2 separate regions of the Homo sapiens genome follow, and region 1 is linked to region 2. A link is a loop called in an ENCODE intact Hi-C map of the cell type or tissue named here. Cell type or tissue: endothelial cell of umbilical vein. All regions are shown on one strand. Each heading gives the region's core, and the rest is flanking DNA. Links, peaks and the distances in the headings are about the cores only.

Evidence for each region. Hi-C counts contacts between places; a loop is a spot of excess contacts. Peaks named below come from ENCODE experiments on the same cell type or tissue, not always from the same donor. Only the 100,000 strongest peaks of a DNase experiment are listed, where the experiment ranks them.
Region 1: a loop joins it to region 2, with 2.3 times the contacts of the local background. A loop is called at or near these places in 1 of 110 quality-filtered maps.

The regions. Positions count from the first base shown.
Region 1 is chr2:176,280,646-176,286,517 of GRCh38, forward strand. The region is part of intron 1 of MTX2 (metaxin 2); the gene reads left to right. Among named protein-coding and RNA genes, the nearest start is that of MTX2, 14 kb to the left of the region's middle. In endothelial cell of umbilical vein, for the core only: no CTCF peak of the experiment used is centred there; a DNase peak (open chromatin) is centred at 2,926; H3K27ac peaks cover 1,159 bases.
Region 2 is chr2:176,185,664-176,191,535 of GRCh38, forward strand. HOXD1 (homeobox D1) reads left to right here and starts at 3,005. Exons shown (of 2, transcript NM_024501.3): 1 at 3,005-3,790; 2 at 4,145-5,244. The coding sequence starts at 3,139. The coding sequence ends at 4,479. HAGLR (HOXD antisense growth-associated long non-coding RNA) reads right to left here and starts at 3,295. Exons shown (of 3, transcript NR_033979.2): 1 at 3,151-3,295. MIR7704 (microRNA 7704) reads left to right here and starts at 3,180; the gene lies at 3,180-3,238. In endothelial cell of umbilical vein, for the core only: no CTCF peak of the experiment used is centred there; DNase peaks (open chromatin) are centred at 2,318, 2,488 and 2,958; H3K4me3 peaks cover 2,500 bases; H3K27ac peaks cover 1,663 bases.

The DNA.
Region 1 (5,872 bases), core at 1,957-4,456, 95 kb after region 2:
CCTTAAGGAGGCAATTCTCCTTAGTACTACCTGTTCACTCAGTAGTCAGAGCTGTGGCACATAGACTAAGCCAATCCACAAGTCAGTCAATGTTGCAAACCGCACGTAGCAGTATACTTAATATATAAATGTTATAGATTAAAATTTCCACATCACACAGTAACATTTAACATCAAGAGAAAAGGGGACAGGAAAAGAGGTAATGAACCAGTCTAAGGAGAGCGTCATGGACAAGGATAGTGTCCTGGGCTGATCCAGACAGTTGTCAGTGTCTTGCAAGGAAGAGTTCTTGATTTGGGCAGAGCATTTGGCAGCAAATGCTGGGTGCTGATCATGAGTGACTGCCAGACAGTGTCTATTAAGATGGCCATCTTGAGTTGGTGGAGTTCTGCTCCTTTTATAGCCCTCACATCTTCTGGTGAGGACTGATAGTAAAAAGTGTGTCTGGTTATGTCTTTGTCTGGTTGGTACGTGTAGTCTCTGTTGATTAGATGAACATGTGGTCCCTGTTGGCATGATGCCTTTTTAAATGTAAGGTGGGGTCTTTTTCTAAGATAGGGTTACTTATGTATAGGGTGCTGTATACAGCACAGGAAAGATGGTTTGTCTCTCACTCATGATGTCTGGGTCTTAAGCTGAAAAGACTCAAAGGCTGGGAATGATCCAGTGGTTCAGGGTTGGAAACCTCTGGAAGCATCTTCACTTGTATCTCTGACAGTTGATTCTGGCTAGGACTTTGGCTGGGGTTGTTCTCTGGAATACTTACATGTGGCTTCTTCATGTGGCTTGGCTTCCTCACAGCTTGGTGGCCTGAGGGTAGTCAGACTTTTTATGTAGTGACTCAGTGCACCACATACAAGTGCCTGAGCTAGCAAGATAGAATTTGCATCATCTTTTATAATCTACTCTCAATTGTCCTGCAGCATCACTTCCACAATATTCTGTGGGTCACAGTGCCAGCCCAGATTCAAGGGAAGGGGAATTGTAGGGTAGGAATTACTGTTGTGGACGTATTTAAGACATATACTTTGCCACAATAACCAAGGTGGTACTGCCTGTTTTTCTTAGATCTGGGAACCGAGAAGGCACACACATGACTGAATAGAGGTTCTAAAGAAGGATGGGGATAGATGGGGAGTTGGGGGTGAGTAGAGTAGTGCGGGTGGTTTTGTACGTTGTAATTAGTTATCTATGGAACTCTCTAAAGCTAGTGATGCCTGCTCGAACATGCATGCATATACAAATACTCCTTTATTCTCACCAAAGGCCTATCATATGGAAAGATTGAGGATGGAGATAAGACAAGTATAGTTTTCAAATACTCTGTAGATCATTTGTCTGTGTGTCTTTGATTAGGAACCACTGAATGATTCGGAGAGAAAGTGAATTCTTGAGTTTACACTGTTGAATTTGGTACCCATTGTTGAGATGTTATCCTTCCTTAAATTGGTTCAATGATATTATTTTTAGAGTTACAGTAGTTTTTTTTTTTTTTTTTTTTTTTTTTTTGCTGTCAGATATCTTTCAGGCTTTAGATAGCAAAAGACCTGCTTGTATTTTCTGCAGAATGTTTGTTGAGTACCTAATTTGTGCTAGGTGCTCTGCCAGGTGCTGGGGGTACAAAAATAAGTAACAATTCTTGCCTTTCATGAGCTTATATTCTTTTGCAGAAATAGATCATTTTAATATGAAGAGCTATATCTATAGTAGAAATCTGCACAGAGGCATCTAGTTTAGTAAGCCTTTGCTGAACATTTTGCCTCCGTTTCCTCAAACTGCATTAGGGATGTTAGGTTTTTGGTAAATATCTAAACTCGTCTCCATGCCTCCTACCTTCTATCTGGCATGCTTTGGATTATTTTTTTGGATCCAATTCAGATTTCATCTCCTTTTGTGAATTCTTTCCTGTTTTCCTCAGGCAGATTTAGTTATTTCTTCATGAATATTTCTATAGGGCTTTATACACACTTTTGTTCTAATGTGTATATTAAGAATTATTGATTGAAAATATACTGTGAGCTAGAGACTTTATAGGGTACTTAGTTTATCTACTTTTTTTTTTTTGTTTTTTTTTTTGAGATGGAGTCTTGCTCTGTTGCCCAGGCTAGAGTGCAGTCGCACGATCTCAGCTCACTGCAACCTCCATCTCCTGGGTTCATGCGATTGTCCTGCCTTAGCCTCCTGAGTAGCTGGGATTACAGGCATGCACCACCACACCTGGCTAATTTTTGTATTTTTGATAGAGACAGGGTTTCACCATGTTGGTCAGGCTGGTCTCGAACTGCTGACCTGGTGATCTGCCCAACTTGGCCTCCCAAAGTGCTGGGATTACAGGCGTGAGCAATCACACCTGGCCAATCTAGTTTTATTCTTCCAATAACCCAACAAGATAATTAATATTTCCCTCTTTTACAGTGAGGTAATTGAGACAAGAATAGGTTAACCAGTTTGGCCAACATAACTCACACAATAAGTTGTAGAATTGGGAGGGGAAGCCAGGTATGTGTGACTCTGAAATGTATGCTTTTTCCCTACACCACCTGTATTTGCTTAATGTATTTTAAATGGTTATGTTTACCTTAGTCACCCCTAATCCCACCTCCCTTTTTGTTCTTCACCTGCTCAACAAAATTAGATCCTAGAGGGCAATGACAGTTTTATATTCATCTTTGTATTATAGTTGTGGGTACATTTTGGATGTTTATCACCTATTTGTTCATTTAAATGCCTTTAATATTTTTTAGGGGGAATCCTCTGAGCATTTTCTACTGTGTTCTCATACTCTTAAGGAAATTCTTGACCGTTACCTCATTTCCTGTTTCCTTCTTCTTGGAGAATCTTGCAGTTTTGTCAGCATTTCAGGTGGTATAATAATAAGTCAGATTCTCTGTGGGGGATAATTTGTTCTATAACTAGCTGGGAGGAGTGAAGGAAGAGGAATAGAGTTTTTTGGTTAGCTAGCTTGATATGAGATAGCAAAGTATATGTACAGTACCTGGAACCATAATCACATAGTAGATACTTAAAAACATAGGTGCTGACATTACAGTGATTGTATTTGGTTTAGATGGGAAGAACTACTTAGTTTGAAGGATATTTGTTTTCTGTCTCTAGAGTTAGATTTAGAGAACCATTAAACTATTGCACTGTGAAGGTTAATGTTGTTGAGGTCTCACAGTTGTGTGGGGCTGTTTTTGTATCTGTTTTTTGGCCAGATGGATTAGACTTTTACTCTTAACCAGCTGTTTTTCTATAGTTCTGCTGTTGATCTCATATTCATTTTTAGTTCTGAGAAAAACTCATAGTATCAGTGCTTCTTTTTTTTTTAAATTTCAGATTACCATTTTAAAAATGAAAAAAGTTTGAGTAACAATTACAAGACTCTTCTGTTAATTTATCATTATCATATGTAGTTGGCCTGCTTTTTATTGGAAATTAATGAAAAATAATGGATTTTTTTCTTTTTTTTTTCCTTTTCTTTTTGTGATGGGGTCTTGTTATGTTGCCCAGGCGTGCCTCAAACTTCTGGGCTCAAGGGATCCTTCTGCTTCAGCCTCCCAAGTAGCTGGGACTACAGGTGCACACCACCATGTCCAGCTATGATGGATTATTTTTATAATGGATCAAAGTCTAAACATAACCATTTGAGAACATGACACATACATACTTATTAAGGAAGAATGGAAAGTTTTAAATTTGACTTATATTTATTTACTTTACCTGAGTTATTGGCTTGTTGGTGCTGTGAATTTGTTTTCTTGACCCTTGTTAACCTCTAGAAGTTTGTCAGGTTTACGAAATTGGTCCTTGAATACCATTTTGAAATTGATCTCTAGTCACAGATAGATATCACAACTGATATTCATAATTACTAACTTATTTTTACTTTCCTTATCGAATACTTCTAATGGAAAAACTATCATGTTACCACTTTGATTGCAAAATAAATGTGGCCTGAGTTCATTAATCTTAAAGGCTTATTCTTGAACATTATAAAATAGCAACATGTTACTAAGGCATGTTTTAAAACATGGCTTTAAGCCATAGCCACAATGCTTAAGGAGAAAAAGATGGTCAAAAATCTTCTTGAAAAAAATTAATCTACACACATCCTTACTACCATTTTCTCTGAGCTAAATGAATGAAAGATAAAAAGAACATAATCTTATCTCAAGTGCCATCTGTGTCTCTAGGATGGTCTTTGTTGTGGTGTTCACAGACCATCTGCATCAGATTTACCAGGATTGCTTGTTAAAGGTGCAGATTTTTGGTCCTCATCTCTACAGTATCAGAACTCCTGAGTTTAGGAAATACATAACTTTATCAAGTTCCTCAAGTGTACAGGAAGAGTTGAGAACTACTGTTGTAAGATAATTATAATTGCTTTAATTCTAATAATTACTACCCAAGAATGTTTATTTGTGAGCTCTGCAGGAGGTTAGCTAATTTAGTTGTGTGTTCACTGACTGTAGAGCAACACTACTTGGGTTCAAATCCTGGCTGCTGTCACTTACTAGCATTGTGACTTTGAACAAATTACTTAGCTTGTGCCTCAGTTTTCTTATTGTAAAATTGGGAAAATAATAATAGTGTCTACCTCATAAAGTTGTGGGATGTTTAATATATGTCAAGCACTTACATGTACAGTAAGTGCAATAAGTCTTTTAAGATTTTCTGTTCAGCTTTCTTGAGATATAATTTACAAACCCTTTTAGATTTATAATTCAGTGATTTTTAGTATATTTACATAATTGTGTGACTATTGCCACAATCTTTTTTTTTTTTTTTTTTTAGTTTTCCACTCATCTCTGCAGTTACCACAGTCTAACAGTAGGTTTCCATCACCTCCAAAAGAAACTCCTTGCCCATTTACAGCCACTCCTCATTCCCACCACCAGCCTGAGTCAACCACTGGTCTACTCTGTTTCTGTAGATTTGCCTCATCTGGACATGTCATATAAATGGAATCATATGTTTTCTTTTGTGTCTGGCTTTTTTTTTTTTATTGGGCATAATGCTTTTTGAGGGTCATCCATGTATTCATGTTGTAGCATGTATCAGTACTTAACTTGGTTCTTTCTTATTGCCAAATAGTATTCCATCATATGGATATGCTGCATTATGTCTGTCCATTCACCAGTTAATGAACATCTGGGTTGCTTTCCTTTTTGACTATTGTGAATAATGCTGCTATGAACATTTGTATATAAGTCTTTATTTGGATATTTATTTTTATTTCCCCTGGGTGAATACATAGGAGTGTAATTGATGGGTCATATGGTAAAATTCTGTGTTTAACATTTTGAGAAATTGCCAAACATTTCATGGTCCCATCAGCAACGTGTGAGAATTTTTGATTTCTCCACATTTGCTAAACATTTGTTATTGTCTGTCTTGTTGATTATGACCTTCTTATTGGGTGTGAAGTGGCATCTCATGGTGGTTTTGGTTTGCATTTCCCTAATGACTAATGATGCTGAGTATCTTTTCATGTGCTTTTTGGCCATTTGTATATCTCCTTTGGAAAAATGGCTATTCACATTCCTTGCTCAATTTTAAAAATTGGGTTATGTTGTCTTTTTATTATAGGGTTGTAAGAGTTTCTAACATATTTTGGATATATGCTGTATGAGTTTTGCGGAATCTTAATTGCTGTCGTTATCATAATCATCATCTGCCTAAATAGAAGTCTAGTTTGTATTTGACCAGGAGATAGATTCTAGTTATTCTCTAGTTTTATTTGGGCTCCAGCTTTGGTTGTGAGAGGGAAGTTCTGCCTTCCTTTTTCTGTGTTTTCAATCTTTGTTGCTTTCCATCTTGTGCTTCTAGAATGGCAGGGTATTAAGACCCATCTGCCTTGGGTATTCTACTG
Region 2 (5,872 bases), core at 1,930-4,429:
ATTTTTATTTTTTTTAGTAGAGATGGGGTTTCACCGTGTTAGCCGGGCTGGTCTTGATCTCCTGACCTCGTGATCCACCCATCTCAGCCTCCCAATGTGCTGGGATTACAGGTGTGAGCAACCGTGCCCAGCCAGAATGTAGTTTTCTGTATGCGATTATCAAAGAAATGCTATTGGGTCTGAACAAATATTGAACACCTCTCCCTCGCTCTCACCCACAGTTGTGAAAACAAAACAAAACAAAACAGTATTTTTAAAAACTTCATTCTTTTTTAGGGCACTTTCTTCCCTCAGAAAGGCTAAATCTCCAAAATTTTACTTGATGGAGCTAGTGTGGATAGCTCATGGGTGCATTAAAGTCAAGGCCTAATTATATCATGAAGGACCCAGCCTTTGCCCCAAATGCCCAGGAGGAAAAACTTAGTCTTTGTTGCCATGAAAGCTGCCAGGACACCTAGGCAGCCTGATTTTTCTGAAACCTTAGAGAAAAGGCCCTTAATTTGAGGGGTTTTGGTCAGACTTGCCGGACAGTCAGGCTGACTCTTCTGCCCTAAACCCTGGGTTGCAGCCGGCTGGATGTCTTCCCCAAAGAGGTTTACAAAGTCATCCTTCCTTCTTGACCCATGGGGCCTCTAGGCTTTGGAGTTGTGATAGGATAAGTATCATTTGAGGGAACACTGTGAGAGCTGGGACATCTTGCAGATAAAAACTGGCTATTAAAATCTAGCCAGAGGTGGAGGAGGGGGCATTGTGAACTCAGCAGCATCTTATTTGCTGTTACTTTTGCATAAATGGCACAGGAGAGCAGTGAAGAAACGTGTCTACATTTTAAGGCTGAGCTAGCTCTGAAGAGCTCTAACATTTCCTAACTGGGGTGTTAGGGAAGAACTTTTATTTTTCTCTTCTTAAAAATTATTTAGGGCCGGGCGCGGTGGCTCACGCCTGTAATCCCAGCACTTTGGGAGGCCGAGGCGGGCGGATCACGAGGTCAGGAGATCGAAACCATCCTGGCTAACACGGTGAAACCCCGTCTCTACTAAAAATACAAAAAATTAGCCGGGCATAGTGGTGGGCGCCTGTAGTACCAGCTACTCGGGAGGCCGAGGCAGAAGAATGGCGTGAATCGGGGAGGCTGAGCTTGCAGTGAGCCGAGATCGCGCCACTGCACTTAAAAAAAAAAATTAAATAAATAAATAAATAAAAATTATTTAGGACCTTATCTGACTGGCTATAGCACAACTGAAATAGCAAAATCAAGATTGAAGGGCTATTTTCAGCACAGGTATTCCATTTCCAATCAAACTCAAGAACTCCAGCAGTGCAGGAACCACAGACCTCTTTAACTTTGTGCTGATTCCTAGGCATCCACCCTCTACTGGCTCCCCTCAACCTGGGGACATCCCTCCCCCATCCTGCAGCAACTTCGGGTCCATCAGTAGTCCACATTTTGGTAGGGCTTTGTTTATTCACAAGTCCACAACCCTGGAAGGAACTGGCTCCCTGGGCTGTGATGGCGCCTATTCTAAAGACTTCCTCAGAGTGGAAATTTAGGCAACAACAGCTCAATCGCTCTTTTATGACAAGTCAATCAGTAAAACAATGATAAAACCTCGGTTACCATAACTTAGAGGCTGTAATAGATTAACTTTTCAAGGGCACTTGATATAAGCTCTGAGTAGACTCTTTAGAGTCTTTATTCACACAGGGTTTTAGGAAACCACCCTCTTTCATAACTACTGTGTGTAAATAACCTCTATTTATCTAATTTGTAATTTTCCTACAGTCCCCTCAAAAGGGAACATTAAAAGAAATACTAAAGGAAGTTGGAAAGTTTGTCAATGTAAAGCTGGTCTTTGTAACCTTTCTACTCTTCATTTCCTGTGGCAATTGCACTTTTATTTCCCGTCTCTCTACACTCAGTAAACAAAACCATATTATCAAGGGAAAGACGTGAGCCCATTAACATTGTGAGCCCTCAGATTTCACTCACAAGAGACGATGCAGCACTTATCTGATGGAGCAGAAGCTCTAATTGCTTCGAGGTACAAGTCCATCTAAACCTCTGAGATCTCACCCGTCCCCGGTAAGCCCTTGCGCCCTCCAGACAAGCTCCTCAGTGAAAGCAAGCGCCGCACCGGTGCCTGTGCCAGTCTCCCAGAAAGGAGCATAAGGAGTGTTCCACCACCACTCTGGATTCTTTATTCCAACAACCCAGCCGGAGGGGAAAATCTGCTAAACCACCCCACAAGGCAGAAACTTTATCAAAATCTGGCACTACAACACTGGCCCTCATCACGCCGCCACAAATTGCGAGGGATAGAAGAAAGCTGCAAAGTCACGTTAAAAGGAAGCCTAGTCAAAAAGTGAAAATTTTGTCCCGCCCTAGGCACACAGCACTCACAGCATAAGATGTAGTTCCATGAGTCCTAGGAAAGGGGGAAGAAAGGAAAAAACCAAACATCTGCTCTAGGTTTAGAAGAGGGATAACATCAGCGCCAAGCAAACCGAAAGCGCAGAGGACTCAGAAGAGGGGAAGAGGAATAACTTTATCTGTCCTGGAGGTGGGCGAAGAGCAGTCTCCACCGGCCGCGCGTCACGCTCCCATTTAACCTTTTCCATGCCGCGACGCCCACACTCCGCCCTCGAGGGACTAGCCCCCCCCACGATCCAGAGCAGAAGCGGCTCGCCCCGCTGCATCCACGGGCCCTCACCCAAGCGTCCAGTCCTGCCTTTCTCCCCCCACCTCGCCCAATACCTGTCCGAGAGCAGGCGTTCTGCCCTCTCGCCCCGCCCTTGCCCAGGCAGCCCCCGGTCGCGACGGCTCTCCTCGGGGCTCGGGGGCGCTGGGCGGCGGCCCTGGGCTGCTTTGGCTAACTTGGCTGCGGGGCAGGCGCGAGGAGCGGCGCGCCGACCGGGCCGAGCGGAGAGGCCGCCCATTGGCCGGCCAGCGCCACGTGGCCGCCCCCGCCGGTATATTAGGCCACTATTTACCTCCGGCTCACTCGCCATGGGTTGGAGAGGGCAGCTCGGGTAGAGAGGGCTGGCGGAGCGGCGCAGACGGCGGCAGTCCTGCTCAGCCTCTGCCCGGCTCCGTACTCCGGCCCCGGCCTGCGCCCTCAGAAAGGTGGGGCCCGAACCATGAGCTCCTACCTGGAGTACGTGTCATGCAGCAGCAGCGGCGGGGTCGGCGGCGACGTGCTCAGCTTGGCACCCAAGTTCTGCCGCTCCGACGCCCGGCCCGTGGCTCTGCAGCCCGCCTTCCCTCTGGGCAACGGCGACGGCGCCTTCGTCAGCTGTCTGCCCCTGGCCGCCGCCCGACCCTCGCCTTCGCCCCCGGCCGCCCCCGCGCGGCCGTCCGTACCGCCTCCGGCCGCGCCCCAGTACGCGCAGTGCACCCTGGAGGGGGCCTACGAACCTGGTGCCGCACCTGCCGCGGCAGCTGGGGGCGCGGACTACGGCTTCCTGGGGTCCGGGCCGGCGTACGACTTCCCGGGCGTGCTGGGGCGGGCGGCCGACGACGGCGGGTCTCACGTCCACTACGCCACCTCGGCCGTCTTCTCGGGCGGCGGCTCTTTCCTCCTCAGCGGCCAGGTGGATTACGCGGCCTTCGGCGAACCCGGCCCTTTTCCGGCTTGTCTCAAAGCGTCAGCCGACGGCCACCCTGGTGCTTTCCAGACCGCATCCCCGGCCCCAGGCACCTACCCCAAGTCCGTCTCTCCCGCCTCCGGCCTCCCTGCCGCCTTCAGCACGTTCGAGTGGATGAAAGTGAAGAGGAATGCCTCTAAGAAAGGTAAGTCCGCGGGCCTTGGATGGGGCCACCTGGGGTTGGGGACGGAGCCTCCCCCGCGGAAATGCGCTGGGAGCGTGGTGTCGCTGCCTTTCCAGACAGCGGTTTGGGTTTTGTGGAGGAGACGCGTTCCCGGGCGAATTCCATGGAGTCTGCCTCGAGTACAGATTCGGAAAATGTGCCAGGCATTGAGAAAATTTCAGGAAGGAGCTCTCCGTGGAACTTCTCCTGGTACAAATTCTGTTCCTAGGGACCCAGGAGGGCTGCGCTGGGACTTTGATTCTAACTAGCTCCACTGCTCACCCACATTCTGTCCCCGGCCTCAGGCCTGGCTGACGCCCTGTCTTTACGTTGCAGGCAAACTCGCCGAGTATGGGGCCGCTAGCCCCTCCAGCGCGATCCGCACGAATTTCAGCACCAAGCAACTGACAGAACTGGAAAAAGAGTTTCATTTCAATAAGTACTTAACTCGAGCCCGGCGCATCGAGATAGCCAACTGCTTGCACCTGAATGACACGCAAGTCAAAATCTGGTTCCAGAACCGCAGGATGAAACAGAAGAAAAGGGAACGAGAAGGGCTTCTGGCCACGGCCATTCCTGTGGCTCCCCTCCAACTTCCCCTCTCTGGAACAACCCCCACTAAGTTTATCAAGAACCCCGGCAGCCCTTCTCAGTCCCAAGAGCCTTCGTGAGGCCGGTACTTGGGGCCGAAAAACTGTGGCCTGCAGAAGTCCCAGGCGACCCCCATCCCTATCTAGACTTAGGAGCTCAGTTTGGGATGGAGGTGGGAGAACAAAAATGAATAGGGATTTCACTTGGGAAATGAAGTACTTTAGTTGGCTTCCGAGTTCCAGACTATATGTCCAGATATTAATTGACTGTCTTGTAAGCCACTTGTTTGGTTATGATTTGTGTCTTATCAGGGAAAAGGTGCCCAGCTGCCAGCCCAGCTCCGCTGCTATCTTTGCCTCACTTAGTCATGTGCAATTCGCGTTGCAGAGTGGCAGACCATTAGTTGCTGAGTTCTGTCAGCACTCTGATGTGCTCAGAAGAGCACCTGCCCAAAGTTTTTCTGGTTTTAATTTAAAGGACAAGGCTACATATATTCAGCTTTTTGAGATGACCAAAGCTAGTTAGGGTCTCCTTGATGTAGCTAAGCTGCTTCAGTGATCTTCACATTTGCACTCCAGTTTTTTTTTCTTTAAAAAAGCGGTTTCTACCTCTCTATGTGCCTGAGTGATGATACAATCGCTGTTTAGTTACTAGATGAACAAATCCACAGAATGGGTAAAGAGTAGAATCTGAACTATATCTTGACAAATATTATTCAAACTTGAATGTAAATATATACAGTATGTATATTTTTTAAAAAGATTTGCTTGCAATGACCTTATAAGTGACATTTAATGTCATAGCATGTAAAGGGTTTTTTTTGTAATAAAAATTATAGAATCTGCTGCTCTCTGCTTTTCTTACACTCTTTAATAATGATTCTCTTTCTTTAAAGTTGATTCAGTTTCCTGTATTTGAATTTTCTTGATTCTGCTATGAGAATTTGTTTATGTTGATAACTTTTTTTTTTTTTTGACACGGAGTCTTGCTCTGTTGCCCAGGCTGGAGTGCAGTGGCACAATTCTGGCTCACCACAACCTCTGCCTCCCAGGTTCAAGTGATTCTCCTGCCTCACCATCCCCAGTAGCTGGGATTACAGGCATGAGCCACCATGCCCAGCTAATTTTTTGTATTTTTTTTAGTAGAGACGGGGTTTCACCATGTTGGCCAGGTTGGACTCGAACTCCTGACCTCAGGTGATCCGCCCACCTCGGCCTCACAAAGTGCTAGAATTACAAACGTGAGCCACCACGCCCAGCCGATAACTTTTAAAAATAATACTTCCTACAGGTTGTGTACACACCCAGCAAGTTATGGGCAATTAGTAGTTTAAGAGAGAAAACTACTCTGCCAAATATCCAAGTAACTATGGAAATACTTTCCTTACCTTGAGTGCCCTAATTTTATGGTAGGTGTGTAGTCTGCACATTTAACTCAAGTGTTAGGTGCCTACTGTGGAATGTTGTAAAGCCA